Linked DNA regions of Mus musculus: regions 2, 3, 4, 5, 6 and 7 are each linked to region 1. The links are chromatin loops, found by intact Hi-C in ENCODE. Cell type or tissue: gastrocnemius. All regions are shown on one strand. Each heading gives the region's core, and the rest is flanking DNA. Links, peaks and the distances in the headings are about the cores only. Region 1 holds the start of Zfp704 (zinc finger protein 704). Region 2 has its middle 11 kb from the start of Pag1. Region 3 holds the start of Pag1 (phosphoprotein associated with glycosphingolipid microdomains 1). Region 4 overlaps Pag1 (phosphoprotein associated with glycosphingolipid microdomains 1). Region 5 has its middle 63 kb from the start of Gm33273. Region 6 overlaps Zfp704 (zinc finger protein 704). Region 7 holds the start of C030034L19Rik (RIKEN cDNA C030034L19 gene).

The links. Hi-C counts contacts between places; a loop is a spot of excess contacts. Peaks named below come from ENCODE experiments on the same cell type or tissue, not always from the same donor. Only the 100,000 strongest peaks of a DNase experiment are listed, where the experiment ranks them.
Region 2: a loop joins it to region 1, with 6 times the contacts of the local background. A loop is called at or near these places in 2 of 42 quality-filtered maps.
Region 3: a loop joins it to region 1, with 2.3 times the contacts of the local background. A loop is called at or near these places in 2 of 42 quality-filtered maps.
Region 4: it touches region 1 in a loop (2.5-fold over the local background); 13 of 42 quality-filtered maps call a loop at or near these places.
Region 5: a loop joins it to region 1, with 2.3 times the contacts of the local background. A loop is called at or near these places in 4 of 42 quality-filtered maps.
Region 6: a loop joins it to region 1, with 2.5 times the contacts of the local background. A loop is called at or near these places in 5 of 42 quality-filtered maps.
Region 7: it touches region 1 in a loop (3-fold over the local background); 13 of 42 quality-filtered maps call a loop at or near these places.

Annotation. Positions count from the first base shown.
Region 1 is chr3:9,608,073-9,612,444 of GRCm38, reverse strand. It overlaps Zfp704 (zinc finger protein 704), which reads left to right and starts at 2,360. Exons shown (of 9, transcript NM_133218.2): 1 at 2,360-3,175. The coding sequence starts at 2,726. In gastrocnemius, for the core only: a CTCF peak has its summit at 2,168 (motif pointing right); DNase peaks (open chromatin) are centred at 2,306, 3,017, 3,253 and 3,617; H3K4me3 peaks cover 2,207 bases; H3K27ac peaks cover 1,658 bases.
Region 2 is chr3:9,842,933-9,847,304 of GRCm38, reverse strand. No RefSeq gene overlaps it. Among named protein-coding and RNA genes, the nearest start is that of Pag1, 11 kb to the right of the region's middle. In gastrocnemius, for the core only: a CTCF peak has its summit at 1,962; no DNase peak of the experiment used is centred there.
Region 3 is chr3:9,830,555-9,834,926 of GRCm38, reverse strand. It overlaps Pag1 (phosphoprotein associated with glycosphingolipid microdomains 1), which reads left to right and starts at 1,248. Exons shown (of 9, transcript NM_001195031.1): 1 at 1,248-1,716. In gastrocnemius, for the core only: no CTCF peak of the experiment used is centred there; DNase peaks (open chromatin) are centred at 1,257 and 1,969; H3K4me3 peaks cover 2,276 bases; H3K27ac peaks cover 2,007 bases.
Region 4 is chr3:9,698,920-9,703,291 of GRCm38, reverse strand. Pag1 (phosphoprotein associated with glycosphingolipid microdomains 1) reads left to right here. Exons shown (of 9, transcript NM_001195031.1): 6 at 1,238-1,334; 7 at 3,481-4,067. Among named protein-coding and RNA genes, the nearest start is that of Gm33169, 38 kb to the right of the region's middle. In gastrocnemius, for the core only: a CTCF peak has its summit at 1,674; a DNase peak (open chromatin) is centred at 2,729.
Region 5 is chr3:9,946,146-9,950,517 of GRCm38, reverse strand. No RefSeq gene overlaps it. Among named protein-coding and RNA genes, the nearest start is that of Gm33273, 63 kb to the right of the region's middle. In gastrocnemius, for the core only: a CTCF peak has its summit at 2,638 (motif pointing right); a DNase peak (open chromatin) is centred at 2,651; H3K4me3 peaks cover 278 bases.
Region 6 is chr3:9,518,434-9,522,805 of GRCm38, reverse strand. All of the region lies in intron 2 of Zfp704 (zinc finger protein 704), which reads left to right. Among named protein-coding and RNA genes, the nearest start is that of Zfp704, 89 kb to the left of the region's middle. In gastrocnemius, for the core only: no CTCF peak of the experiment used is centred there; DNase peaks (open chromatin) are centred at 1,599, 2,178 and 2,641; H3K4me3 peaks cover 674 bases; H3K27ac peaks cover 990 bases.
Region 7 is chr3:9,398,722-9,403,093 of GRCm38, reverse strand. It overlaps C030034L19Rik (RIKEN cDNA C030034L19 gene), which reads right to left and starts at 74. Exons shown (of 4, transcript NR_160691.1): 1 at 1-74. In gastrocnemius, for the core only: a CTCF peak has its summit at 2,729 (motif pointing left); DNase peaks (open chromatin) are centred at 961 and 2,321.

The sequences.
Region 1 (4,372 bases), core at 200-4,199:
CTTGGTCTCCTTCCAGATCTCCCCACCCCAACTTTGTGACCTGTCTAAATTTAATAACCCATCAACTTTAGCTTTTGCTGTTCATAAACTTACTCCTGGGTATGGGGCTATCCATTAATTAGAGTGTGGCTGACCTGGAGTCACACCATTACAGACAACTGCCTTTTCCTCCCTTAGAAGCTATTACCCGTCCATACCTTCTCAGGGCTGCAAACTCAGCCTTTCCTGCTTCTGGAAGAAGCCCTTGCCCATATTCCTGTAAGTGATCCAGTAACACTCATTCACCAAGTTCACCAAGATGGACTTTGATGGCATCCAAACTTTAGTGTGTCATGGCTTCCCTATCTGGGGTAAGTTGATAGGTGTGTTTTCTCTCCCCAGGAGAAGTTTTGTCATGACATAGATGATGAACACAGTCCCACTAAACCCCTTAGGGAGCAGTGACTTTATTGGGCTTACTTCGAAACATGAAGGAGGACTTACAAGAACATGGGTGAGCCCAAAGCAGTTGTGCCACCAGAAAGTCTTACCCAGCATGAATGATTTACCCACAGCTGCAGAGATTGGGGGGGGGGGTGTCTCCCCTTCAGTTAACCTTCCACACTCTGTAATCCAGCATCTCTGCTGGGACAGAGACAAGTGCCACTCGGGCAAAATTCCATACAAGTGGCTGGGGGACAGGCTGAGTCTCATGGAGAGGCTTTGTGCCCACTCCTCCTAAGGACAGCCAATCAGCCCGATGGCATGCAAGGATCACAGCTGTTCTGATGACCATGACAGCTGTGCTGTTAGTTGAAACAGTCGATAAGATCTCTTCTGCACCCCTCGTACAGGTCCTTGAGCCACCTGCCCACCTCTGCCAGAGACCCATATACTTAGCTGCCTCTCTCCAAATCATCTCATGAGATCAACCAAGCCACTATCTTCAATCTGGAGGAGAGCAGCTTCGCTCCTTGCCTGGGGCTACTCTTTCTAGGCTCACGGAAACAATTCACTTGCTTCTGGGAGGGTCTAGCTACATCCAAGACACACCCATAAATTACAATGCTCCAGTTAACAAGGTTTGCTCATTCTAATTTCCTGAACAGGATATTTACAGATGAAAAGTTCACTAGAAACGGTGTGTTTTGAATGCACTTTGAGGGAGATAAATTCTGGGGTGGTATCTGAAGTGGGGCAGGGAGTGCATGTGTGCACACCTGCATGTGTGCACACCTCCTCTTCAGACTGTACGCACTTCCAATTTCACTGTGGGGAGGTGTTAGCAGAGCTTTGGGACTCGAAAGGAAGGGCTGACGGAAAGGCATTTCAGAAAGGACGGACAGGACCTGTGGGCCAGTGCCTCACAGGAAGTGAGAACAAGGTGGCTTTAAAACACACCACTATTTTTGGATGTGATTACTTAAAACAGGCATTTTCTGGACGGGTGATCAGTTTCTGGGAGGACAAAGTTCATTTTAGAATCCTTGTCCTCATCCCTCTTTAGCGGTTGGAAGGTACCCCAAATAAACATTTAATGAGCCCCATCACATGTCTAGCAAGCCACGTGATGTTCAATCTCCAAGAACAATGGGCCATGTGGACACCCTTTTACTCAATTGTTGATGAATAAGGCCCTCCTAGCCCTAGCCAAAACCTATAGAATTTAGGGGCATGATCTGGATGCAGAATGTCTGGTTTACTCCCTCCGAAAGCAGCAGTCATTCATAACATGGCAAACTGGCCTTCTGCTAGCTTACATATATAAAAAGCTGAAATAACAATCTTGACCACTTGGTGTGTTGCTTTCTCTAGACTGGGACAGTGCCAGTAGACCAAACCAAGAGCAGAAAGAACACTTTTGGAATTCGGCCCATATCATATCACCAGGTAAGGACCTCAGGTGGAAACTGGAAGAAACACATAGGAGGGCCAAACCTGCACAGAGCTGAGAACATGAGGCAAGGCCTACAACCTGGTGCTCAAAGGAACCTGGTAGAGAGGGCCAGGGAAATGTTGCAGGAATCTCCATGACTGAGGACTCAGGCTGGGAACTGACCCCAAACCTGGGGTTGGCACACCTGGTCGAACTCCACTTGAGCACCAGTGGTCGCCATCTGAGAACCACTCTTGAGCAAATCTCTTAAGCAAACACCTTCCTGCCGTCTAAACCTACGCTTTTCCCACCAGAGGGAGACATGGGCCCAGGGGCAAGGGTGGCCTCAGTGTCCCAGCCAACTGCTGGGAAGCCGGCAGATTTTCAGAGAGCGCGGGTCTGGGGAAAAAAATCCAGTCCGGGTTTTGTCTGAACGGAGACCAGGAAGGCAGCGAGGACTGGGGAAGAGGGGGAGGCGGTGAAGACACGACACAAACAGCTCGCGCCCAGGACACCGCGGTAGGCCCTGAGCGCGCGGGCGCAGGGCCCGGAGAGGCGCGCGCCGGCCCGGCCGCCGGCCGCATGGAGCGCAGCGCAGCCCGCGGCTCCCGGGAGGCGCAGGCGGAGGTAGCGGCAGCGGGAGCAGCGCGCTCGCTCACACCCACCCCCGCCCGCGGCCGGCGCGCCGCCCCGCCGTAGCCGCCGGCGTCCCCGCGGGCCCGGCCAGCGAAGGCGGCGTCCGCGCGTCTGCCAGCCAGCAGCGGCGGCCAGCCCGGGAGGCGGCCCCGCAAGCCCCGCAGCCGCGCGTCTCCGGGCCCAGCCGCAGCCCGCGAGGAGCCCGGCGCTCCGGCCCGCAAGCCCGGCGCAGGCATGCAGGCCAGGCGCCTGGCCAAGCGCCCCAGCCTGGGCAGCCGCCGCGGGGGCGCTGCGCCCGCTCCCGCCCCCGAGGCCGCCGCTCTGGGGCTCCCGCCCCCCGGCCCCAGCCCGGCCGCCGCACCGGGAAGCTGGAGGCCGCCGCTGCCGCCGCCGCGCGGGACCGGCCCCTCGCGCGCTGCCGCCGCCTCGTCGCCGGTCCTGCTGCTGCTGGGCGAGGAGGACGAGGACGAGGAGGGCGCGGGCCGAAGGCGCAGGACGCGCGGGCGGGTAACGGAGAAGCCCCGAGGGGTCGCGGAGGAGGAGGACGACGACGAGGAAGAGGACGAAGAGGTGGTTGTCGAGGTGGTGGACGGCGACGAGGACGACGAGGACGCTGAGGAGCGCTTCGTGCCCCTCGGACCCGGCCGTGCGCTTCCCAAGGGCCCCGCCCGAGGCGCGGTGAAGGTGCGTGCGAGGTGCCGGGGATCGGTGGGGGGCGCAGCGGGCTCGGCGGGGCGCCGGGGCGCCGGGGAGGCCGAGCGCAGCGGCGCGGGCCGGGAGGGGTGTGTCAGGCGGCGGTGGGCAGCGCGCGGAACTGCGGCTCAGCGGCTCAGCGGCTCAGCGGCGCCCGGCGGCCTGTCGGTGCTCAGAGGCCGGGCGGATGCGTGGTCCCGCGTGCCGGTAGGCAAGGAAGGAGCGCTTCTCTGGGCAGGGTGGGGAACTTGGGAGCTGGACGAGGTCGGAGCCCCGATCGGCCTGGCATTGATATTTTATTCTGCTCTGGGGAGGCAGGAGTCTTCCTTCTCTTGTTCAAGCTTCTGGAAACTAGCCAGCAACCTGCAACACCTCCTTTCACCTGAGAACAGTTGTTGGTCGGTTCCATCACAGGCACTTGTGAAGGAGTTGGGAGCCTGTGCAGCAACAACCTAGACCTTGGTTTCCGCGAGCTTTTTGCCCCTCCCCCATCCCCGTGTTTCTCCTCGCCCTCCTTAAACTGGACATCCTAAGCACTTACCCTCCGCCCCCTTAAGATTACAAAAGAGGAAGGCGGGGAAGGTGTTTGTGTTGTGGGGAGAGAGAGGGGTAGCATTTAAAATGAATGTGACTTTCAGCTGAAAAATTTCACCAGGTCCTCATCCGCGCTACCGCAACGAGCGATCTTTCCGTTTTTTTGTATCTTCAGAAGATAAAGGGTTTATTATTACACAACTGTCTGGCTGAGCTTCTAAGCACGCTATTGGACAAAACAAACTGCGTTGAGGTTCATGCACCGTGTATGTTGCTAAGAAGTTTTGAGGGCAGCGAGTGGCAAGCAATGGAGAGTGTTTGCTTTTTCGCCAGTGTTTTTTTTTTTTTTTTTTTTTTCTGTTTTCTGTTTTTTCGAGACAGGGTTTCTCTGTGTAGCCCTGGCTGTCCTGGAACTCACTTTGTAGCCCAGGCTGGCCTCGAACTCAGCAATCCGCCTGCCTCTGCCTCCTGAGTGCTGGGATTAAAGGCGCAGTGTTTCTTAAGATAGCAGGATAACCAGAAATTCTTGGAGTGTTCAGAAGAAAATATATGTAAACAAGTGAACTTGATAGAGGTGGTTGATGTTGTTGTTTTTGTTTAATATCTCCGTGCCCGCTCTCAAGTGTCTGGAAGCTTGTAATTATATTTACCAAG
Region 2 (4,372 bases), core at 174-4,173, 230 kb before region 1:
TTAAGTCACAAGATGAAAAATAGGTAAGTGGGGTAACAATACAACATTTTTAACCAACAAAGATGTAACAGGAGGAGGTGACAACATGCCCTAGGTATTCCAAAGGCACAGTCAGGCAGAGTGAGGTGCTTCAGTCTGCACACCTCAGGCTTACTGGACCACCTCCCTCTCCAGGAGCAGACTCAACTCTGTAAATGACTAAAAGAAAGAGCAAATCTGAAAAGAGACGAGGAGGGAGGACTGTGCTCTGGGTCCCCTTTCAGCCTTAACAATCAAGTAAGTCTCTCCTTCCTTGCCCCCAGTACCGAGTGGGGATGAGCAAGGATCTTCGTGTTTTGTGTAAATGGAGCCTCTGTGCATGGAAGAAAACACCAGCTATGGGGAAGAGAGGCTCCCTCTTCAGTCACTAGGAAAAACCATGCTATCTATTTCTCTCACTTATGTACATAACCTTGCTTTTGATAGGAATGGGGGTTTTGAGACAGAAGGTAGCTTGGGCACACCCTGGCCACCTCTGTAAAAAACAGTAGCCAGTCCTCACAGGGGCACACCCTATCTCCATCAAAGTACTTAGTGAAACATCCCTAGAGACAGAAGGCACACAGGCTCCAGATTGTAAAACTTCCATTTGGTGCCTAGACTTTCTTGGATCCATAGCATTTACAGTACGTTTGGGACATTATCACTTTCTTAGGGTGTGTTGAAAGTAGCGGTGGGAAACTAGAGCAGTCCTTGATGTCACATGTACTTTGAAGTTCCCACAATGCATATCTTCCCATTGAGATCCCTCTATTTGCTCTTGAAAACGATGCGCTGCTCAAAGCATTGGCTGAGTACTTTAAATAGCATCCCACCCCAAGGAGGAACATGTTATCAAAGTCCATCTTACAAAAGAAAAAATTAAACTTCAGATAGATTATTTTAAAGGCAATACACAGGTAGGAAACAGAAAACAGTGTTTGAACCCAGTCACCCCAACTCATACATACAGGCTCCCTGCCATGATGACTTAAACAGCTGTCAATTATTCAAGATGAGTATGCCTTGTAGGTAAGACTGTGGCTTCTATTTATTCATCTTCTTTTTCTGTCCTCAGCAAAGAACACATACAATGCTCTGTGCTGAGAGGATATTCAATAACTATTAAATAAATAGAGTGTTGTGAAATTCTAGATATGGAGAATGCACGAGGAAGATCCAGGTCTAACTTGTCATTTCCCTCTCTTCTCTCTTGCTCCTCTTCTCTTCCCTCCCTGTCCCTTCTCTCCCCATTCCCCAGCCCCCCTCTATGTGCTCATGGCCAGGCCCAGCTCCTCCCCCTCCCCCACCCACCCTTTCCTCACATCTGGGCAGATAGTGACTTAGTGTGAATCACTTTGGCTTAGTTGTAGGAAGGGGTCAGCTGCTGCTTCTCCTGGGACCTGAGACCTGAAGGACCAGGGATCATGGCTGGGTCACAGAGCCGGGAAGATTTACAGGAAGGAAAACAGCAATAAATAAAATACCACATTGATTTATTAGACAAGCATCGGAGAGCAGAGACTCGGTACATGGACCTTATAGTCATATGGCTCACGTTTAAATGCACAGAGGTCAGTCAGCTGCCCACTAGCTATGTCGACTCAGACATGTTATTTAACACATGTATGCATCTCCTTTTCTTTACCTGTAAAACAGAAATGTAGTATTTCACTGTCTTTATGGAGGTTACATGAACTATGGACACAGGCTGCCCACAGCTCCTCTCATAAGTAAGTGCTATATAGGAGCAGGGATCTGAATACTTTCTAGGCTTCCAAGAATATGCTGCTTTTAAACATCATCAAATTTAATATTAGGATACGTTGTTGGCATATTTTCAAGTAGTAAACAAGAAACACTATTGTCTCATTTTACAAAGGAATCTTGAAACAGAGCAAGGAGAAACAGCTGGTGTGCGATTCTAATATCTACCAGAAGAGGCATACAAGCCTCAATAACCCTGCACACCACTGTGTTGGGGGCTGGCTCCCATCACAGGCTGGTTTTTCAGAAGGCAGAAATACCACCTTAGGATCAAACAGCTTTCAAACTCACTGCTACAGCCATTTTCCCCTCTGGCCCAACTCTCCTTCTGCTCTCCTGTGGCCTCAGGAGAGGAGTTGGTTCTGAGCCATGGCCCTGGATCCAGAGGAGTGCAGTCTAGCTAGCTAACTGCTCTGGAATTGGACACCGAGAGAAGTGATATCAAAGAGAATTGATAGGAACTCCCCTGAGATTGACTGCTCTTGAAAAAAAATAGTGGTTTTGCTACTTTTATCTGCTAACAAATATCCAGCAGGAAACGATACAGGGAAGGAAGTATTTATTTTATCTCACAATTTGAGGACACAGTCCGTTGTGGGGCGGGAGAGGCATGGTGGCAGGAACAGTAGTGATTGTGGCCACAGACAAGTAAGGTTCCTTCCTCACATCTGGGCAGATAGAGAAGCAGAATGAGAGAAAGGTTGTGGATGGATGCATACCAGGTTGCAACCCTGAATCCCCATTGCCCCGAGACTCCTTTTCTCCAGGTAGACCCTACTTACTGATTCAACAATGTCCCCAGACAGCGTCAGCAGCTGGGGGCCAAGGATTCAGACACATGTGAGGGAACATTGCACATAGCTGTCTCTAAGTCAAGAGCATACAAGTAGGAGAGCTCTCGGCAACAAAGACAGCAGCATCTGTCGCTGCATGAAGCCTCATCCACACATAGAGCAAGAAGGTCCTGAAGCTTTTCCCTAATATCACCTGCTTGGTCTCGGAGACCATGTCATGGGAATGTCTAGCCCTAGGACTCCAGGAAGCAGTCACCCTTGCCAGCGTTTCCCTTCTAGGTAAAGCGCCTAGGAAATCTGTTGAGAGCTGCTCTGTCAACATGTGCTCCTTCTTGAGGTTGCCATGTCCCCCACAGTGGCTTTCACAAACTTGGGAGTTTCCACCACATGTGTGAGAGGAACATAAAGCCCTAATTGGGCATGGCTGCGTGCTGTCAAGCAGAACGCCACTGCCATGCCTGTGACCTTGCCCTAGTCACTGTGTTTTGACAGATTCTGTAAGTAACAAATTAAGCTTTTTGTGTTAGAAATTACTTCTGAAGAGTAAGATAAATCAGATAAGATAAAAATGAGATTTTTACACTACTTTTTCATCTGAGATCAACTATTGGTCTGTACCTTCCATAATGACTAAAAACATCTTCAAGCTTCAAAGCCAGGCTTTCTATTCTGTTTTTAAAATGAAGACTTACTGAATGAGGCCAGATTCAACTCAGTAAGGCTAATTCCATTTTAACCTGAAAGACAAACAGGATGGTCATTTTCACATTCTGGAGAGATTTGTTTTGTTTTGTTTTGTTTTGTTTTGTTTTTATAATTCCTGTTTCTGCCAATATTTGAATTCTTTCTTATTCTTGGCATGGCCTAGATTGATAGACATCTCTAAACCTTCCTAGCTGTATAACTGAGACTTAATTTGACAAAAAGACACTCTGTTAGTGATCAGAAGAAACAGAGACCGAAGTGACCTGCTCTGATCTGAACGTTAAGTGCCCTGTTCTGTGTTATGACCAATAGAACCCGAGTCTGAACTTTTCACGGTCTCATCTACAGGCATGGACTGAACTAAATACGACCAGCCAATAACTCTCAATACTGGAGGACAATTTGGTAAGTTAAACAATTGCCTTGGAAAGGCAGAGGAAATTGGCTTTGTATTGTAGATCAAGTCAGGACTTGCTCCACATGGCTTAGATTTTCCTATTTGTGAAAAGCGGAGGAAATGATACTGAGCTGGCATCCATTGCAACAAGCACGAAAACGCAAGGGATCCAATCAGAAATCATTTATTTGAATATCTTCATGCTAACTGTAGAATGTTTCAGTAGTACTTTGGATTTTTACAAAGGATGTATGTATGTATGTATGTATGTATGTATGTATGTATATGCCTGTGTGAGTTCATATACCATGTGCATGTAAGAGCCTGTGAAGGTCAGAAGAGGGTGCCCCATCCTCTGAAACTAGAGTCACAGGAAGTTTGCAAGGTACTATGTTGGTTCTGGGAATCTAACCCAAGTTCTCTGCAAGAGCAGTAAGCACTCTTAACCACCAAGTCACCTGTAGCCCCAATACTTAGTATTTTTAAGACAATTCCCTGGACGCAGCTTCAAATTCACAGGTGTGGAATGAGGAAGGCTGTTTTCCAGGATCTGCGAATCCTGCTGGAGTAGCGGGATGTGTGTGGTAAAACCCTTTGCTTACTCCCATGACCATCAGTCAGCATGTAGACAGGTCGTTAGAGACACAACCCACTGCTGAGATATACAGATACCCTCCTGTATCTGGAGATA
Region 3 (4,372 bases), core at 280-4,279, 220 kb before region 1:
CAAACCAACGAACCTCTCACCGTCCTCTAAATCCAGCCAAGTTGGATCCTGCATCCTTATTCTCAAAGTACCTTTCCAAGCTGAAGACTGAGTTTAATATCTCCTACACATCCTCCTCTGCAACGTATTAACATTCCTTTCTCCTTTACTCAACTCCCTATTCCCACCCCTTTGCTCCTAATGAGCCGTTTTTATCCAGCCAACTTCACACTACCTGAGTGAATGTGTGTATGTTTAATATCACTCGTGCCTGTTCTTCCCCATTAGAGAAAACAAATGAACTTGTCAGACAAATAACTGTTTGGTTTAGAGTTCAGTGGACTTGGCTCAGAAGTCCTGAGTGTCACATCTGGACTGGTTATTTGTTTCCACACTGTCTATCCCCATTTCCGGGTTGCTTGTTTAATAAGTTAAAATTCAAGGCCAACAAAACCCTTGTCAGATTTATCTGCAGCTTGTTCCAGGCAATATTCGAGTCCTCCCCACCCCACCCCACTCCCCCACACAATCTCCCCTCCCACTCCCTCCCCCAGTGCCCAGTGGGTGAACCCGAACCATAGTGGATACGCCTTGGAAATTCCAAGTTAAAAGCATTTTCACCTGATTCTCAGGCAGACCCACACGCCAGTAGCTGCTCTGGGGTCTCTGTCCTCGTAAGTGGCAAGGAAGAACAGGGTGTGGGAGGCTTGCAGCCCTGGAATAGTCTTGGACCCTATTGGAATAGGGATTCCCCATCCTCCAGACCTTCTGAATGTGCGTAGGCAAGTGTTGTATTACCATACAACCAGCACATTCTCTTGGGGAGCTTTGGGCAAGGCTATTTACAACCTACATACCTGGGCCCCACCTCTCAGAGTCTCCTGTGTTTACTTTGGAGTCCAGCCAGGACAAAGGGCTCCTACAAGCTCCTCAAGTTCTTACTCTGCATCAGATCAAAGTGAAAGGTGTCCTGCAAATTGCAGTCCTTGAAGGTTAAGCAACCATCTGGGTTAAACTTGACCTTTGCAGGCTGTCCTGGGACCCTAAGGCAGTTCCCCATAGACTGCTTCTTAAGGGACAATGGGCTAAGGAGACAACCTCAGTCACAGAGTTTTTGGTCACCAGCCCTGATTTTGCGAAGCTCCAGCTCCTTGCCCTGCAGCTGGCAGCCACATTAGCCTCGCAGCAACCCCCCCCCCGACCCCGCCCCACCCTTCTCGCTCCGCCCAACCCCGCCCGTTGGCACCGCCCCCGTGACGTGCCGCAGCAGTCGCGAACATGCGCACTGAGTCCCGCGCGCTGCTCCGCCTCGGCGCTGTCATTCTCCGCGGCGCGGCGGCCAGTGCGGACTGCGGTTCCCGCCCGGCGCGCGGGTGCTGTGACTGCTCCTCCGGGGCGGACTGGTGACTCTGCAGCGCTCTGGAGCCTCTCGTGCGGGGACTCCGTGGTGTCGCATTCCCTCAGAGAGGGAGACACGCACCCGGAGCTCCGAGCACAGCTCTCAAGGGCTGGCGGCCACGACGGCGTTTGCTCGGGTTCCCGGTGCAGTCCGAGTCTCTGCGGCCGCCCGGTGCGCCCGGGAGAGCGCACCTCCCCCGGCACGGCAGAACCGAGGCGACGAGGATCAGGAGGGTCCTGCGCCCGCTACCACTGCCCACCGCGGGCCAGCCCGGCTGCGAGCAGCGGAGTTGCAGCGCTTTTTAGAGCTCTGGAGCCCCAGAAGACCTCTGCGAACCAGTAAGTTGACTGTAGTTTCTGAAGTTTCGGGCAGCGTGGGAAGGACAGGTTCGTTTTATTCCTGTGGTTCCAGGCCGAGGTTTTACCTCCCGTTAGCGGGGCTGCGGCTGGAGGAAGGCGTACTGGACTGTAAAGGATGGGGCATGGCATTCGAAGACTCAAGGCTGGAGTCTAGGGCTGGCTCCTGCCTCTCCCGAATGTGCCAGCTGGAAATGTGCTAGGGGAGACAGGTGCTCCGAGGGCATTTGGCCCGCCGCTAAATTGCACATTCTGAGCTCCTTGATTTTGCGCCGCGTGGGGTCAGGGACGTCAGCCACCTCCATCCTAGGAAGCTCTGCCTACATCCCCTCCATCCCCTCGGAGGACTGGCACAGAGATGAGAAGCTGAGACATTGCTGCTCGGGCCTGCAGGCTTTCTGCACATCCCACTTCACTCTTCCCTTAGGCAGAAGTTGCCAACCTCCCATAATTGGAGCCTAGCCCTTTAGGGAAAAACAACTTATGTGTCAAATGAGTGTTTTGTGCTCCAAGGCATAGAAAATGAGAAAAGTGCTCTATGCGTTTTAATTCATATGCTTTAAGAATGTGGGCAAGTCTCAAAGAAACAGGATTCCGAGGATGGCTGAGTTGTCCTGCATCTCTTATGTAAGCCTCCTGGCTGGGTACCTTTGCATCTGCAGGGGCTGCATCTGGGCCTCTACTCACTCCATTTTTTTTTTCAAGTCCAGCTTGAGCCGTATTTAATAAAAACGTTGACATGATATAGTGGTTCGTAGTCAGAAACAGGGCAGTCTTTAAATTAGACTGTCTTCTCCTAATAGGGAGCATGGGAGGAAGAACTTGGTGTATTTTTTTCAAGGCAGTTCAAGGAATTAGATACATAAATCATGCTTTAAAATACCATACATTGTACAGAGAGCATGCACAGAACCCTCTTTAGAACACATCCCCTTTTGTTTTAGTAAAAGTGGAGATTTGCTCATACCAGACAATTGTTGAGTCTGAAAGTGAAGTGCACTGATGGCCTTAATTATCTTAATAAACAAAGAGCATGATTTATAGGTAGCTACAGTGGCCTACTTTGAAGGGTAGAAATCTTTAACCTTTCATTCTCAGCTGCCCCTAGAGATTCCTTTTAAGCAGAGCAATGGATTAATGCCATTGATGTTTAATACTTGAGTTGATTAAATTTGTAAAAGGAATTCTTTGAAATACCATACAGCCCTGCTGTGTGACTGATAGGCAGTGACTGTTATAAAGAAAGATAATATTTAGAGTACCAGCTTTGCATTAACCAAACAGCTCATATTGCAGCTGCCCTGTGATACACATGTATCCATAGATGGAAAGAAATATGCACACAGAAAAATATATACATGCATATGGATTTGAAATAAAAACTCAGGGATGTGAGTCAATGTGAGATTTATTTAGGTGACCTTTAGAAAGAGGCATGTATGGGTTAGAGTGCTTCAGTGGATATAACAAGATGAACTAACTAGTTATAGGCACCTGGTTTAAGCATAGTTATTATTTTAAGGATTCTAAGAAAAAAGAAAGATTATTTTAACGTTGAAAAGCTAGTTATCACATTGTAGTTTATAGGAGCATTGAGTGCTGACCCCTAGAAGAAATTTTGTCCAAGTGTGGGCTTTCAAGAGACCAGGCTGTTGGCACTATTGCTGGCTTTGAATCTGAGCAATACCGGAATTCTGTGCCCGGCGTCTCCATCTGTAAAATAGGTGGGTGTAATTGCAGTACCTTCCTGGTTGGGTTGTGCGAGGCTTAAGTGGAATCCTGATGAGAAGGTATTGAGCTGGTGTCAAGTATCGTAGGCTGACTTTGGGGAAAAAGTTTCATGCTGTGAAAGGAAATTTGTCTTGGGATAAGCTGTAGACATTAAACAGCTGTTGCTGGAGGTCAGTAGAAGCAGTGCACATGTGTAATAGGAGAGAGGATATAAACACCCTGGCCACATGTTAATATTGGATTTACTGTCTCCAGCAGTGCCTCCCTGAAGGCCTTCTATGGAGATGGCTTTGTCTTGATGTTAGAGAGGAAGAAACTGAGGCCGAGAGAGATCAAGTAGTAGAAATTAGAGCTGGCATCTTAAACATGCCTGTTGGAATCTTGTTCTTTGACCCTGCTGCCTCAACTTGCAAGCAATGTGGGTGGGTTATCCTTTCTCCACGGGAAGTTTATGTTTAAAGTTTCAAGTATGCAAAGTGCTAAATAGCACTCCTTCTTCGAGACTGGAAGCTATTATCATCAACTTCTCTGTTATTAAATGCCAGGCCCTGGTTGCAAACCCCGTTTAGTGCTATTGTGAGAAAGATAACAGGGTGTTTTGCCTTCAGCTGAAACTGGATTCTGTTACTTCTTTCTTCCCTGTTTATACATTCGTAGAACCAAAGAGAAAAGTTGGGTAACTTGATACTTTGTATTGGTGGTTGATGCTCGCTATTCTGCCTCCCTGCAGCCTGTGTCTTTGCTGTCTGTGGTCCACATGGACACAAGCAGCAATAATCAGCCAGCATTGTCTCTGAGCATAGCCCAGTGTCCAAGGAAGAACTCCACTCAGGCAGAGAGATGGGGCCTTGTGCTTATCTTGAACTCAGTGTTCTGAAGTGGAAATCATTTATCCATCACATCTATG
Region 4 (4,372 bases), core at 248-4,247, 91 kb before region 1:
ATCTCCTCCACACACCTCCAGGACAGACTGTATCCACAGGATGCCTGCTGACAGTGCCAGTGAGGCCTGCACACAGCTGCCCACTGAGCTCCTGACTTCCCTAGACCACTCCCAGTTTGCTGACTTGTTTCTCATGGGGGCTAAGATGGGAAAGAGCAGTTCAGACAGAGATTATAGAAGCTTGGCAGTGGCGTGCTATGCAGGAAGCCTTCCCTTGGTCCCCCTCTCTGTCCCCTAAGGACACTGTTTCTCCAATATGAGCATCTCAGGGTCCTGGCAAAGCACAAACACTTCAAGTCACTTTATAGCAGCAGATGCGAGCAGTATTGGCCCAAAGAGCAGACTTCCCGGACACTGGCGCACTGCTGCACTTCAAGGGCTACTTATTATCTGTTATTATTTGATTTCCCATCAGAGTCAGTAAGATTGTGAAGCCAGCGACCCAAGACTCCTGTACAGGTTGCATCAGAATTTCCCTGTGATATCCTGAGACCTGGGCTGTGTCTTGGGCAGCAGAAGCCATTAACATGAAGAGGGTAGGGTCCGACATGTTAGACAGAACACATCCAGAAGCAGCTGCTGTCTTCTGCCCTGTGAGGACTCTGCCTGCCATGTTGTTCCAGGCAGTCCACACAGCACCATCAGCCCAGAGGAACAAAATCAGTTCTCCCAAGTGTCTGTGCATCTCTGAAAGTAGGAAAGGTTTGCAAAGCAATTATTCAGTAGATGATCGTTTCAATAAAGCTCGGAAATAGGCTCGGGAATGTATAGCATTAAATGCTGTGTTGACCATGTTTAAATCTCTTCCTGTCGGGACACTTTGCTGTTTGTTTGTCACCACCTGTGTTTTAGGGATGGCATTGATCCCTGCTGGGCTCTGTTCTGACCCACACAATAATCTGTGGTCTCCATTCCCCTTGAGCTAGGAAAACACAGTGTACCCGTAGCCCATCTGTAACCACCTGGTGAGATGCGCTGCCTGCAGTCCTGGGAGACCCCCAGTGCCTGAGAGACCAGAACCATACTTAGGAAATAAGTTCAGCCATTCTCCATTGGAGAAAGTGGTCCCCACTCTCAACACTTGAGTTTATCTAGTTATCCATGGTGTTCAGTCTAACCGTTCTTGTTTTACCTAACTTTGTCAATGGACTCTGGCATTTCTTTGGCTGCTTTGATTTTTGGAGTATCCGCTGGTGCCCAGCAGATTCTTAATAGAAGATGTGTTTGGATTTTTCAGCCTTCCGACAAGGACATGTTCAGCCATTCGGCAACCAGCCTGACAACAGATGCACTGGCTAGCAGCGAACAGAACGGGGTGCTCACCAATGGCGACAGTAAGTTCTGCAGAGGAAGCACTGGGGAGCCTTAGGCTTTGAGCAAGGTGCTCGGGGGCGGTGGTGATGACTCTGCCCCAGGGTTCCCAGCACCCACGTGGCAGCTCACAACTCTCCCTGACTGTAGTTGTAGGGGAGCCTCCGCACGCACCAGGCATGCAAGCGATGCAGATGACCAGTAGGGAATGTACTCTATCCCAGTCATTGTTACTACCAGCTAGAGGCCTCATTTGCATAGTGGCTGCTGGTGCCGGGTACCCTCTTGGAGTGCGTGCTGTCATTCCTTTCACTGTGCCCACACACAGGTGGCACTGTCCCCAGTCTAAGTGAGAGCACAGGGCTACTGGATTAAGTTACCACAGTCTAATGCTGCAGTGGCTGGAGTGACTGACAGCTGGCCAGGTCATGAGTATGAGGTGTCTGCCTGCACCCTGCTGGGGGCTGATGGAGTCACCTGCCTGCATCCCTTCCTGGGTTGCTTCTCCCGAATCATCAGGTCTTTCGCTAGCCTTTACTCTTTCACTGTTTAGGACTATGCAGTCTCTTGTCTAGGTAACCAAGGTTTCTCTACCCAGCCCAATGTTGGCTGACTACACATGGGGAGTGGGCAGGGGAGGGACAGCACACTCACGGAGTTGCTGTGTCATTCAGCATGTGGTTGCCAGAGACTAGGACATGGACATCTGTGAGAAACCAAATCCTTGTCACAGAGTCATTAATAACCTGACTGATGTTGTTATCCCAGATTTTGAGAATCTGTAACTTGAAGCAGGGAGCCCAGCTCTAAGGCAGACACTTAGTCTAGGGCAGGCATGTTGTTCCACACAGTGTGCACTGACTGGCAGGTGGAGTCGCAATGATTTCTTCCCGCTTTGCTGTCACCCAAGGCAAGGAAGGGACCTTGAAGGTCATCAGCAGTGGTACCCAAGGCTGCAGGTGCCAGTGCCCCTGTGTTCTGAGACCAGATAGCTAGAGCCCCAGCAGGAGCCACTCCTGCAGGAGAGGCTAGGACTCTAAGCCTGGCTGCTAAACCCTGCGGCTAAGGGTTTCTTTTCCTCTCCCTAACAGATGGCTGGTCTACTCTTCCATACAAGTATACAATGTGGTTTGCTCCCGCTCACCCTCACTCCCCTCTCACCTCCACGCATCCTGCTAACCCCGTCCTCTTCCCAGATGCCCCCTCCTCCGGTTTTGGCTCACTTGGGTTGTTGTTGTTGTTGTTCTATGGGGGGGGGGGGGAGCTGGGCGCCATGAGCAGCTCCCAGCTGACACGATGCTGCTAATTTCTCTCTGCTGTACAGTGAGATCCAGTTCCTAATGAACTTGGGTTGATATAAGCACCCTAAGAGCAAATTCCATTCCACTTGCGTATGGTCGAACAGTCTCTGGCACCTAGCCAACACTCAAAAGCCAGATACGACTGACCGACAGGTGTCATGGTCACCACTTTAGAGACAATTCAAGGATGTCCTGGCTGGACTCCTTCTAAGAGGAGGCAAGGATGTGAGGCTGCAGTGATGTGGAAAGAGGGCACAGAGTTTCCGGGCTCTTTTAATGATGGCCTAAGGGTCCATCATGGTGTCTCAGCTTCTGCTATGTCTGCCAGATGGAAGAGACTGGTGAACTGGGAGTGGGAAGAGGCTGCTCCCTCATCTAGGCAGGGACCAACTCCAGTCAGGGGAAGAGAGGACACTCATGCCCCATGGTTTTAGAGTCTTGTAGTCTGGTCCCAGGGGTTGTCAATTTTGTATGCTACACTAGGGGTAAAACCCAGAGCCCGTGTGTGAGGCAAGCCCTCTGCCGCTGAGTTACTGCCACGGCCCGCCCTTTACCCAGCCTGGTCTTGAATTCAGCCTTCCTGACTCAGCCTCTGTAAGAAGCCCCGCCCCCAGCCCCACCTGGTGCCTGGCAAGCCTACTGCCTAGTGGGTTTCAGCAGGAGTGGTACGTAATGAAGTCAAAGCATAGCCCACATCATTTATTCAATTTTGTACTGGGAATGCTACCGTGAACCGGTTCCTTTCAATGTAATGGAAATAAGACGGTGCATTGGCACTGAAGTCTGCAACTGAGCGTCAGGTAAAACCAGGTTTGTAGTGGCGACATCGTGGTCCACGCACTGGTTATTCACACCTTTTCCCCTTCAGTTCTTTCAGAAGACAGCACGCTGACCTGCATGCAGCACTATGAGGAAGTCCAGACCTCGGCTTCCGATCTCCTGGACTCCCAGGACAGCACAGGAAAGGCCAAGTGCCACCAGAGCCGGGAGCTGCCCAGGATCCCGCCTGAGAACGCCGTGGACGAGATTCTCACAGCCAGGGCTGCAGACACGGAACTGGGGCCCGGAGTGGAGGGGCCCTACGAGGTGCTCAAGGACAGCTCCTCCCAGGAGAACATGGTGGAGGACTGTCTGTATGAAACAGTGAAGGAGATCAAGGAAGTGGCAGACAAAGGCCAGGGTGGCAAGTCCAAGTCCACTTCTGCCTTGAAGGAGCTTCAGGGGGCTCCCATGGAGGGCAAGGCCGACTTTGCTGAATATGCCTCTGTGGACAGAAACAAAAAGTGCCGCCACAGCGCGAACGCAGAGAGCATTCTGGGAACTTGCAGTGACCTGGACGAGGAAAGCCCACCTCCTGTCCCGGTTAAGCTTCTGGATGAGAATGCCAACCTTCCCCAGGAGGGAGGAGGACAGGCAGAGGAGCAAGCTGCAGAAGGGACCGGTGGACACAGCAAGGTGGGCTTGGGTCATGCTGAGGCTACCGCTCTGAGAAATACATATATAAATACTAGCGTCAGCTGTGCCTGCATTTTCACCCTCTGAGCCTTACTGAGAGATTGATGTATATAAAACCTTTCTCAGCATCTCATTTAGATAGTTTCAAGATTGTATATTATATATCTACTTAGACTGCTATTGCTGCCTTCATATTGAAGACTAGGAACCAAATAGGCAGACTCTTTACCAGACAGCTTCCCTCGTCTCTGCCTCAGGCAGCCAGGTAACCTTGAGTCTTTGAGGAGAGTCCCACAACTCAGCGC
Region 5 (4,372 bases), core at 155-4,154, 340 kb before region 1:
AGTTACAGAGACAAAGTTTGGAGCTGAGATGAAAGGATGGACCATGTAGAGACTGCCATATCCAGGGATCCACCCCATAATCAGCATTCAAACGCTGACACCATTGCATACACTAGCAAGATTTTATCGAAAGGACCCAGATGTAGCTGTCTCTTGTGAGACTATGCCGGGGCCTAGCAAACACAGAAGTAGATGCTCACAGTCAGCTAATGGATGGATCACAGGGCTCCCAATGGAGGAGCTAGAGAAAGTACCCAAGAAGCTAAAGGGATCTGCAACCCTATAGGTGGAACAACATTATGAACTAACCAGTACCCCGGAGCTCTTGACTCTAGCTGCATATATATCAAAAGATGGCCTAGTCGGCCATCACTGGAAAGAGAGGCCCATTGGACACGCAAACTTTATATGCCCCAGAACAGGGGAACGCCAGGGCCAAAAAGGGGGAGTGGGCGGGTAGGGGAGTGGGGGTGGGTGGGTATGGGGGACTTTTGGTATAGCATTGGAAATGTAAATGAGCTAAATACCTAATAAAAAATGGAAAAAAAAAAGAATGGATGCTGTAGGCAGTTGTGATACACATCTGTAATCCTGGCACTCAGAGGTGGAGGCAGGGGCATTGTTTTGAGCTCCAGGCCAGCCTAGGCTGTAAAGGGAAACTTTGTCTCAAAAAAAAAAAGAAAGAAAAAAGAAAGAAAGAAAGAAAGAAAGAAAGAAAGAAAGAAAGAAAGAAAGAAAGAAAGAAAGAAAGAGAGGGGGGCAGGGAGGGAGGGAGGGAGGTAGAGAGAGAGAGAGAGAGAGAGAGAGAGAGAGAGAGAGAGAGAGAGAGAAAGAAAGAAAGAAAGAAAGAAAGAAAGAAAGAAAGAAAGAAAGAAAGGAGAGATAAGTATCTTGTTATTCTCAGAGTAAATATCCATCAAGATATGTAAGATTTAAAAATTTAATGTATAAGTGAATAAATTCACGACCATAGAAATTATTGTTTCTGGAGAAAGATATAAAGTTAGATAGAACATATCGACTATGAGTAATTTCACTTTAAAACGAGATGATTTGCAGCACAGACCAGACTGGGTGGCGCATTGGCCTCATCGCCAGGCCCTTCTTCATAGCTACGGGATCTTCTGGGCCAAGTTCACAAAGGCGACCTAGAGCCACTGAAAGCCGAAAGCCATTCTCTTATGACCATTCAGATGGCAAGACACTGTGTTTATTATACCATTCCCCATATAAAACATAGCGTTGGGTCATTCTGATGAGGTGGCAAGAGATGTTGTACCCTGGGTTGGAAAGCAGGTATTTCTAGCTGAAAGAAAGGCTCATGGCCAAAGATGTGCTCTGTGGATATATAATCATGCCACCGCACTCAGCAAAGTCTGAGTAGTGGTGCAATGGGGGAAATTTTAGCAATACTTCAGATGTAGAGGAACTGGGGATAAAACTTATGTAATCCCTGTAGCCCCAAACACCTAGACAACAAAAGACAAGTGTGGGGGTACAGGGCTGCTCAGAAGCAGCTATTGTGAGCATGCAAGTCCAGCGAGGCTTAAAAATATGTCAAACTTCAATATCACTTGAGAAGGGGAAGTGGCTTCTTTATGTTTTAGTAATCTTTAGGTGTTTCTTAATGACTATTATTATTATTATTATTATTATTATTATTATTATTATTATAGCATTACTTTTAGGTATCAAATCTACCAATTCAACCTACCAGGCCAGTTTAGTCTGGCCTTCTCATGATGCACTGTGGCAGGATGGTTGCAAATGCAAGGCCTGGTTCAGCTACATGTGAGGTCCTGTCTCTAAAATCATTTTTCCCTCTCAGCTTTGATGAGACCTGTGTTGTGTGAAGTCTTTGTGTCAGGCATTGTGATGATAGAGTATATGAGGGTAACACTCAATGTCTCATGACAGGCATTTCACACTCCGGGTCTGCATCAGCCTGCATCCCACCCAATCCTCACCGACAGCCTGACCATGTCAAATGCTCTAACACACAGCACAGAAAAGGACTATGCAGGATTGAAGTCTGCTTGACAGCACTGGAGAAGTGTGTACAGGAAGCCGACACCTAGCTGGATATAAAGACTGAGGTTCTGTAAGTGGGAGAAAGAAGGCGCACACTAGCATGCACATATCGAGTGTTCTGCTGGGATGGAGTCGCTCTCTATGAGGTGGGGAACAGCTTGGCTTGAGGCAAGTGTCACGGAGATCATGCATGTGTTGGCGCTGTGCATAGAGAGCCTAAATAAACTTGATTTTCATCCAAGCATTCAGTATTATAGACATCATTTATTAAAAATCATTCATATTTTCATAACTTGATTTCTCATGCCTCAGCCAAAGACGTGCATTTTGAGAATAAAAATTATAAATATAATCACATCACTGTCAGGAAATCTGCTAAGTGTTTCCCATGTGTGAAGCACAGGTGCCTCATGAGAACCATGCAATAGCTCCTTATCGTCATTATACAGTTCAGCTAGCCGACATGGAGCAATATTCTATAGCTTCTCCAAAGTCACATGTGTGAGGAGGTGAAACAAATTCCACAATGTTAAGTGCAGACTTAATTCTCACCCTGTGGGCAGGCCAAGCCAGGGAGTGCCTCAACTACTTGTAGTTAATCAACTGTGCCACTAGATGGCAGAACCAGTCCAATTTGGAGAGCGCTCTGCCTGGGTGTGGCCGTGGCACTTAGCAATGGCTAGAAATGGCTGTCACTTTCAAGTTTAGTAGATCCGAGTCTGAAATAATATCCTTCCTAAGTAATTAAATTTTGCATAGAAATGTTTTTATTTGAAGTCAAGCCTTACACACATTCAAAGTAATTGTCCATGAAAGAAAATTGAAGGGATCCATATTTGGATCGCCATTTCGCCCTTCACAGGGAGAGTTGTAATCCTAGCGAAGAAAACAAAAGATATCTCTGGTCTCTAGTGGCCACAGCACTCTCCACTCCATCTGCTCCAGTAAATCTGGGATGGTTTGCCTTGGGGCGTGTCTTCTTGGGGGTCTTGACTTTGACCACGCCTCTTATCGTGTTGGATCTGCAGATACTGTACTTATATTAGACTAAATAGGTACAAATATCTTACAGGAAGACACACAGCTGTGCAGGGCCTGATTTTGCCCTGTTGTCTTGTGATTCAGTTCTTCAAGTGAGTTAAGGTAAATCTCACCAAACTTTGCTCTAATATCACAGATCTACATCTCATTCACAGCACTGATGCCTAAAATTTCTCTGCTAGAATTATCTTCCACCTTGCTAGCTAGTTGTTCCCATCAACCTGAACAAGCTAGTGTCGTTTTGGAAGAGGGAACCTCAACTGAGAAAATGTCCCGACCAGATTAGCCTGAGGTACGTTTTCTTGATTGATGATCGATGCGAGAGAGCCCAGCTAACTATGAGTAGTGCCAGCGCTGGCCTGGCGGTCCTGGGTGCTACAAGAAAGCAGGCTGAGCAAGTCATACGGAGCAAGCCAGTAAGCAACACCACTCCACAGTTTGTGCATCAGCTCTGGTCTCCAAGTTCCTGGCCTGACTTCCCGCAACAATGGAGTGACTTCAGAAGTAAAAGATGAAATAAATCCTTTCCAACCCAATTTATTCATGGTCATGTTCTATCACAGCAATAGAAATCCAAGCCACCCATCCTACTGAATGCCACAGATACTCTACAGGACTACTTCCAGTAGCCCTGGCTAAGACATGGCTCTAACCAAATTGCTACACAGTGGGGCCTTTGTGAAAATGGAAAGTTCACGACAGGGACACAGTGGCAACATGCATCAGGCTGAGTCACGTCGAGTTCAGGTCACAACATAGCCACAGGAACCATGAGAATCCTTGGCTAAGCGTTTCTTTTCCTCAGAAAGACTGTGACTCTGCACTCTCTCCCGCCCCAGGCCAACTCCCCAGCCTTGGTTAACAGAACAACAGCAGCAAGGACAACAACAAAAAATCCCAAGCAGAAAACAAGCTATCAGTGAATACAAAGAGGAACTTGTAATTGCAAAAAATATAAAAATGTGACATGAGAAGCATTCAGAGCCTCGTTGAATAAAGAGTAGCGTTTGTCACCCATTGTCAAGGCTCTGTCTTAAGATTTTGTTGACTGTACTCTGATGTCATGCTAATGTATGTAAAAGAATAATTGTGGTTTTGCAATGTTGCATCCTTGAGTGGCACACAGTAACAATATGTGATACTTAAGTACTAAGCCATAGCGTGGACAGCAAGGACATCAAGTGTTTTCATGAAGTAGCAGAACTGTGACCTGCTATGTTAGGTGCAGCTCGTCATGAAGACGGAGACTCAGGAAGTGGATCCCACCTTCACCTCCATCATGGTGTCTGGGCTTTTCAGA
Region 6 (4,372 bases), core at 245-4,244, 90 kb after region 1:
ACACTGACTGCATCACTGAGGGGGACAGGAAGCAGCTGGACACCTGCGTTCCTCTGTCAGAGTCGGACTGTGTGAACACTCGGTGTCAAGAGCCACAGGCTTGGAGAAGTTAGCTGTGTGTCTCTCGTCTCTTGGCAGTCTTGTCTGTCCTTCCTCAGACCTGTTCTGTTCTGGGTTAGTCTGAAGTGGTCTGTGTGACCTGAGTTTCAGGAGAGGTGCTGAGAAGAATTGTCTGTGGAAGTCGAGTAGATGAAAATCTCAGACCTGCAGTGACTCACCCAAACTTCTGATGGAATACTTATGGTTTGCTAATTATTACTAATTGATTTTATTTTTAATTAACATTCAATCTCGGCAGCTTATACTGAGTTTGCATGCTTGAACAACAGAGGTGTGCTCCTGCCATTTGCTTTGTATCCACTGAGAGCTCGGGACAGTGAGGGAAGATAAGTTAGCACCAACAACAGAGAGCGAGCAGTTTCCCCTCACACCTCACGGACTGCTGCGCACCGTCTGGCCATAACTGACTTTAGCAGAGCTCAGTTGACAGTCCTACCTTAGATCTGGGTGCCAGTTTCTGTTGCTCTAACACAATAACCCGAGTTAATTTGTAAAGAAAAAAGGTCAGTGCAGGGTCAGCTGGCTCCATGCTTTGGGCTGTGGGTGGAGGGTGGGGTGGAGCAGCTCAGATCACCAGCCAGGAAGCAGAAAGGGAAAAGGCAAGATAGATAGATAGATAGATAGATAGATAGATAGATAGATAGATAGATAGATAGGGTCAGCATCTCATAATTCTGTCTGGGGCAGTCTGTGAAGCGGTCTAGCACTCATCCATGGGCTCTGTGTGGGCGGCACCTCCCAGTAGTGCCACCCCGAGCAACCAAGGACTGAAGGCCTCTGTGCATGGATTCCAGGAACAGTTACACCAGAGCAGCCATGAGGGAGGGAACCTGTGAGCAGTTTTAAGTCTGGAGCACCAAGGATATTTTTATTAAGTGCTTTTGTATTGGTCAATGTACAAAATCCAATGCAGGAAAGAAGTATTGTACAGACTTCCCTGGAGCTCTCAGAGTTCATATTTCATGTCAGATGAAGTCACTTCACATTTATACATACTAGTTAGTATTTTCAAGTTTAAGAAGATTTTTAAAAATAAGTAGTCAAGTTAATTTTTTGTTACAATCTTATCATGGAAAGCATGACAGCAGCGCTGTAGATCCATTTGTTCTTTCCTTTTGCGTATTTCTTACACTGGTTAAAGTGACTCTGCCTTAGTGTGGAGGAAGTGCCCAGATCACTAACTACCCACCCTGCTTGGTCCCACCTTCATGGGCAGCCTCACCTGGGCAGACGTTGGGTGGGGAGTGGTCAGGAGACATTTGATTTGTTTGTTTCTGATAATACAGTGTGGTGTTGGAGTGTTTGGAGCCGGCAAGGGAGACCTGCAGCAGTTTGCTCTAGGCTGCATGCCTCTGTGCCTTTGTATGCCATTTCTCTTCCTTGTGGTGGACCTGCATCATGCTGGAGAGCAAGGGCCTGCCCTGGGAGGGGTGCAGAGGCTCTGCGGGTCTTCACAGCTTTTCCCATCAGCTCTGTAGCAAGTTTGGGGCTTAACTGTTCTCTGGGGTTACTCTGCCTGGGAAAGTTGACAGCCCTAGCATGAATTGTATTTTTTTGTTTGTTTGTTTTTTCAAGACAGGGTTTCTCTGTGTAGTCCTGGCTGTCCTGGAACTTACCAGGCTGGCCTCGAACTCAGAAATTCGCCTGCCTCTGCCTCCCAAGTGCTGGGATTAAAGGCGTGCGCCACAGCTGGTGTTATTTTTTAAAATTCTAAAACATTGTGGCCTCTGTTTCATTGCTTCCTTCTTTAGCAAATGCTCCCTTAGAGAGTGAAATATATTTTCCTCTTTAGAGTGGGGGAGGGAAAACCTTCTTCATAGCTACATCCGTCCCTGCTGCTTTTGCGGAAAGATTGATATTTGACACAGAAAGGCATCAACAATGAAAGCTACATTTAACTTCGGTTGTTTGGACTGAGCCCTGGAACAAGACCAAACCGGTTTCTCTGTCAGTGTGTGTGTGTGTGTGTGTGTGTGTGTGTTGTCTGAGTGGCACTAAGCCCAGAAACATGTTTGCATTGCCAAGAGATGGCTCTCAATACAGTGTGTGGTGGGGAAGACTGCTTCCTCGCGCCGGCAGTTGGTGTGCTCTGTGCTCTGTGCTCGCCGCCCTCCAGGAGGAGGTTTGGCTGGGCTGCAGGCTGCACTGAGGAAAGTAGAAACAGGAGCCCGGGCAGGTTGGCTTTGCACACGCGGCGGCTCCAGCCAAAGAATGCAGATCAACCTTGCTGGCTGTTTTGATTTTTTCAGATTTAGGAGTGTAATTAAACACACAGCAGTGGCCAGCTTTGAGGGACTGGGAAAGAAGCACTGTACGGGTGGTGTTTAAACACAGACTGTTTATAAAGGTGTGAAAACACCCCTGCGATGCTTTGTGTTAGCTCGCCTCCCAGCCAGCTGTGAAATCTGAGCCCGTCTCACCTGTCCTGCAGACAGCGGCCTGCTCTTTACCAGTTTAAATCTTCTCCAAGTTGAACAGCAAGGGGCCGGTGGGGCCTGTGGGGCCTGTTTGAGAGCACTGAATTTAAAGATTGCTTTCGCCAGAAGCAGAGCCGGGAGCCACAAAGAAGGAGGTTCAAACCCCCTGCTGTGCTCTTGCCTTTAGCAATTAAGTAAAGTAGACTCTGAAACCTCAGCTCCTAAACCCGACTGCCCCGAGGGGAGGGACGGAGGGAGCTGCTTTGATTGTTGTTTTGGTCGAGGTTTTTGGTATAGGTTTGCCTTATCTCAGTTTGTTTCTTCTTTTTATCTTTTTTCCTTGGCAGTGAAAGTAAAGTGACACGTTTGCAGATTAATGTTGTTTTGATTTTTATGATAAAAGCTTCCTATGCCTCAGAAAATACTGCAAAGTAGCCAGGCCACATTCCATAATGAAATCATCTGTGCTGGATGTATTACTGAGGAGCAGTTAAACTCAGCATGGAGTTGGTTCTAAACCTCCAGGCTTCATAACAAGAGACTATAACTTAGGAACAAAGCTGCATTGCAGTCCAGAAACAAACAGTGACGTGTGATGGTTGAGCAAAAACTTACAGTTCTGACCTCAAAGGGAGAAAGCTTATTCTGTAGACAAATATGAATGAGCGTGGCCCGAGGACACATTTAGGTTACCTCAAATTACTTGTTCTCACACGGAAGCAGTTTAACAAAGCCTTTGTACTAACAGAACAAAGCCATAAATCAAGACACCTTTCACAGACATTGCTGGGGACATTAGGTGGGCAGGTTGAAGCAGAGTGGAGGTACTTCTGCTGGAGGCCTCCCACCTTACGTAATGACACTGTTAGCCTTTTGGTTGGTGTCTTAGTTGGGGTTTCTAGTGCTGTGAAGAGACACCATGACCACAGCAACTCTTATAAAGGAAACCATTTACTTGGGTCTGGCTCACAGTTCAGAGTTAGCCCATTATCATCACAGGGGTAAGCACGGTGGCGCCAAGGCACACATGGTGTTGGAGAAATAGATAGCCGAAGATACACCTGGATCAGCAGGCAGCAAGAAAGCCCACCCTGGTGTCATACTTCCTCTAACAAGGCCACACCTACTCCAGAGAGAGCACACCTCCTAACAGGACCACGCCCTGTGAGTCTTTGGGGCCATTTTCATCCAGTTAACTCTCTTTGCAGCATGTTTCGTGGAGATGCAGCTTCTTTTCGAGAACCTTCTTTCACATGCTGCATGAAGCAGCATATTTGAGCATCAGTGTCAGGGGTCTTCATGTATACTACTACTATCTTCAAGACATACTTCGAAAACAATAGAAATACATTAAAGGCCCTTTCTCCATAATGATTGTGTGATTTATTTTATTTGTTCTTTGGATCTATGGATATACTTATATTGACAAGTCATCCTGTATCCTTTTAATGTTTTAAATTCAGTTTGTAAATATTTTTATTGGTGTGTGTGTGTGTGTGTGTGTGTGTGCGTGCACGCGTGTAGCTCACAGGACAATTTGGGGGAGTGGTTTCTTGGAGAATGAGCATATTGGGGATCAAGTTCAAGCCATTAGATGTTTGATAGTAAGCGCCTTTAGCCCCTGTACTGGCCCTACCTACAGTCCCTCAGTTTGCTAGTGAGTGCCTTTAGCCCCTGTACTGGCCCTGCAGTCCCTCAGTTTGATAGTAAACGCCTTTAACCCCTGTACTGGCCCTACAATCCCTTGGTTTGCTCACATTTGTTGAGGACTTTTGTATTTGAGTGCATCAAGGAAATTGAACTATTAATTTCCATACTGGTTTTCATGTTAGTGT
Region 7 (4,372 bases), core at 276-4,275, 210 kb after region 1:
CATCACTGAGGGAAACAAAGGGGAAGGCTCGGAGGCGGTTGCTGGGGACTCAGCTTTTGCTGACACACGAGTGCCTGGAGGAAGTGGCTATTGCAGGTTTTCTGTGATCTAGTTCCAGCATAAGGCACTGCCTTCCTGCAGCAGGAAATGGTAATAGCCCACTGTGGAAACCAGCCAAAGACTCAAAGAGAGTTTGACTGAATCAAGTCCAGGCTCCAAAACGTTCTAAGTGATAAAATGCATGAATCTTTGGGAAACCAAAAGGATTTCTCAAATCAAGGCTATAAAAGCTAAACCAAAGAGTTTAATGTAAAAAATACAATTTTTCCATAGGATTTCTATGTGCAATTTCAACTATACTGATCCACAGTTGGGCACTTGTTTGGAGATTATTCTATTTGATTTTCCGCTGATGGTATAAAACCCTGACTAAACCCATGTGGATGGGGCGAGTGTTTCAGCTTACAGTTTTATATTCCATCAAGAGGGACTCAAGGTGGCTGCCTGGAGGCAGGACGGAAGCAAAACCCACAAAGGAGTACTCATTACTGACTTGCTCTCCTGGGCTTGTTCTGCTAAAGTTCTTACAGCTCAGGTCCTCCTGCCTAGGGATGGCACCACCCACAGTGCGCTAGGCCCTCCCATATCAATAGAAATGATAATATGTTTCACAGACATGATACTCTGGTGGAGAGGGTTAGTCAACAATAACTAGCCAGCAGAGAGGGCCAAGCACAGCTATTCGTATACCCTTGAAGAGCAGACTTATGCTGGGGAAGGCTATCAAGCACACAGCTTCAGAAGAGGTGAACATGGAGCAGCAAGGGAAGGGCTAGACCCCTGCCTAGCCAGCCAGATCAGTCAAATCAACCCTGCGATCAGTGAGGTGACAGATGTCACAGCCAGATAACTCAGAGCCAAACACTACACATGCTTTTAAATGGCGGGGAGCCACCAGAGACTTGCAGTATAAAAGTTCTGGACCCGTGTCAACCCCTCTGTGCTCTGAGGAGGCCTTGCTCTCCTGTCTTCCCTGAGATGTCGGGCATTTGTAATGAGATCATAAAGAACTGACCGGTCCAAGGGTCCAGAAGGACAGTGAAAGGAGCGGGGCCGTTTAGTTAGACACCCACTGCTGTGACAAATGACTGAGAAAAGCTACTTAGAGCCCAAGAGATTTCCTTTGTAGCATGATTTCAGAGGGTTCAGCCTGGGCCCCACTGCCTCCTGGCCTGTGGTAAGGCAGCAGGATGGGGTAGACGAGGAGGGTCAGATTATCTGACTGCAGCCTGTAGGGTGACACTGCCTTCACTTATGTATTGTCCCGTGTAGCAGGCCCTGTGGCAGACACAGCCAGAAGCAGGCTTTACTGGGGCATCTTTTAGTCCAGTCAAGATTACCCATCAGGCCAGGCAGTGGTGCATACCTTTAATCCCAGGAAGAGGCAGGTGGAGCAGAGCTAGATGCCAGCCTGTCTACACGATGAGTTCTAAGACAGCCAGGAGTACCTGGAGAAACCCTGTCTTACCTGTCTCAAAACAAAACAAACAAGACTTAAACATCACCGGGGACAACTTACAGACCAAAACCGTGAGAGCATTTGAAGCTCAGAAAACATTAGCTGATATCCAGTATGCTCTTTCCAGTTCTCATTTCTCTGCAGCAAAATAAACAAATAAACAAGCCAATAAACATCCAAATCAATATTTTACAACATAATAGCTCCCCTTTCCTTCTCTGTTTTGTGTCAGAGCAGCCTGACACCCATAGAAACCCCGGTTAGGGTCCCTGGAATGAAGCCATGTTTCTCTGAGAAAATTAAATGGAAAAAGCTAAGCAATGAGACAGAAAGATTCCCAGGATGCGATATTGCACATGTATGTACACACACACAAAGACACACAGACACACCAAAGTATGCACAATGTCCATGTATGTGAATATATATACCAAGGATAGACATGGCTATAGGTCAGGCTTCTGCCTGAGTTCTGAAGAGCAAACAGGAAGTCTTGGCTCTGTCTTCACCTGGAGGCAGCCCCAAGTGTGTTTATCACATGACATCACGTGCCAACTTGTAGTGTTTGCTTACCACAAGCGTGTGCTGCTTCTTTTCCTAATTGTAAACACAGGAGAGAAAAGTTAAACCCCACCACCAGGAAGCAGCTACCTGGCCTGAGGATAAAAGAAGTTACCGTTGACTTATTGAGGATCTGGGCCGATGCCCAGCCCCCTCCAGCCAGGACTGCCCCACGGGTGTGACAGTGATTCTCCTGGCCCCTGGAGAACTGAAACCCCTCTCTGCCTCCCTCAAGCCTACAGTTGGCTCTGGCTCTGGTCTTTTTCTAGCATATGGAATGCAGCCAAATTGGGATGTTTCCCAGGAAGGGCAAACAGCGCTTTGGAGATTGAATTAGAACAACTGAGCTTTTTTTTGGTGAGCCAATGGGCTCTATCCAGGCTATAAAGTGCCATGTAACAACTCTGAGTTCCTTTGCTTCTTCTTATATCTTAAAAGCTATAAAACAAACATTTTTTTAAAAAATCTCAAGATGCACTGCATAAAGAACTATTTATGCCCTGTAGGAACAAGGCATGCTCAGGTTCCCTCTCTGAAACTGTATGGATGGAAGGAAACTCTTTCTACTAACCACATTGTTGATACAATAAATGAAGCATATATAATTTCTATGAGTGATGTTTGTTATCAAACCTTTGTCAAATACTGCCCTCTGGTGGACCACTCAATTTTATTTTCTGCTAATTTTCTTTTTCTTTTTCTTTTCTTTTTTTTTTTTTTTTTAAGTCAGGGTTCAGTTATCTCAGGCTGGTCTCTCTGCAGAGTTAAGGACAACCTTGAACTCCTGACCACCTGCCCTTCACCTCCAAAATGCTGACATTACAGAGATGCACCACCGCCTTTCTATGACCTAGGGCTTCACAGATGCTAAGCAAGCACTTTATCGGATGAGGTATATCCCCAGGCCTGATATAGATTTTTTTAAAACACGAGTTGGGGACTGACAGACAACTTGGAGGTTAAGGACATTCTGCTCTTCCAGAGGGCCTTGGTGCCCACTTTGCACAGCTCACAATTCCCAAACTAGGGAATTCTATACCTTTTTTAAGCCCTCACTGGCATCTACATATGAAGCCTGTGTATACACATAAAACAAAAATACCAGCCGGGGGTGGGGGGGTGGGGGGCACCTTTTATCCCAGCACCCTGGAGGCAGAGGCAGGCAGAGCTCTGAGTTTGAGGCCAGCCTGGCCTACAGAGCAAGTGTCCAGACAGTCAGGGGAACACAGAAAAACCCTATCTTGGGGGGCCAGGGGTGGGGTTGGAGTTGTCAGACTAAGGCTGAAAGATTAAGTCTTGTGTTTTGGAAGTAAATAAACCTACATATAAGTTTTCAGATCAAAGATTCAGCATCCAGTGCTTTCTGGTTACTTTTTACATAAAACTGTGACATTTTACTCTTCCTTTAATATTTTAAATAACTGTCTCACTGGAACTTGTACATGAAGCACTTTCAAGGCAAACAAGTTAACTTCACAAACATTACCATATATTTTTTTCAAATTTCATAGAAGTTACTCCTGCAAGTATTTGGACAGGCACATTCAATTTAAAATCATTTCCCTGGCCCATGAGATGGATTGTCAGATAAAGGAGCCCGGTGGCCTGAGTCTGATGCCCAGGGCTTGCGTGGTGGATGGAGGGAAGCACTGTTGTCCTCTGACCTTCACATGTGCACACGCCCTGCCCCACCCCACCTCACACAAAATAAATGCTTTTTAAAAAGCTTAAATAATTTCCTACTTAACTGCTTTGAAACAGCTTACAACATAAGGGCATCTTAGCAGGACAGAAGCCTGAGGCCTGGATTCCAGAGCTTGGCTCTAGACAGTTCCCAACCTTGGGCCAAGATCTCTTTGGGGTCACAAATCAGACATCCTGTATATCCTATATTTACATCATGATTTGTCACTATCAGAACTAGAGTTGTGAAATAGCATCCAAAAGACTTTATGGTTGGGGTCACACCCTGAGGAGCTGAATTGGAGGGTCACAGCAAGGGAGGCTGCGAGTCTAGACATACAGGCCGCTGCTTTGAGACTCACTTGGGCCGCTTTGCCTGTCTACCTAGAAGTCATTCATCACTTGGTGTGATGTAACTGGTGAGCCCCCAAGTTTTCCAAGCTTTAAAATATGCTTTCCGGCCAGCTCAGTTTGGGGTTACAGGAGACTTGGTTTTTCTCCCTAGGAAGAGCAGGATGTTCTACCCAGAGCTTCATGGGGTGAATCTGAACCCCATCTTCCTTATGTCCTGTGAATGGGGACCTTGAATACACAGGAAGGCCCAGGCAC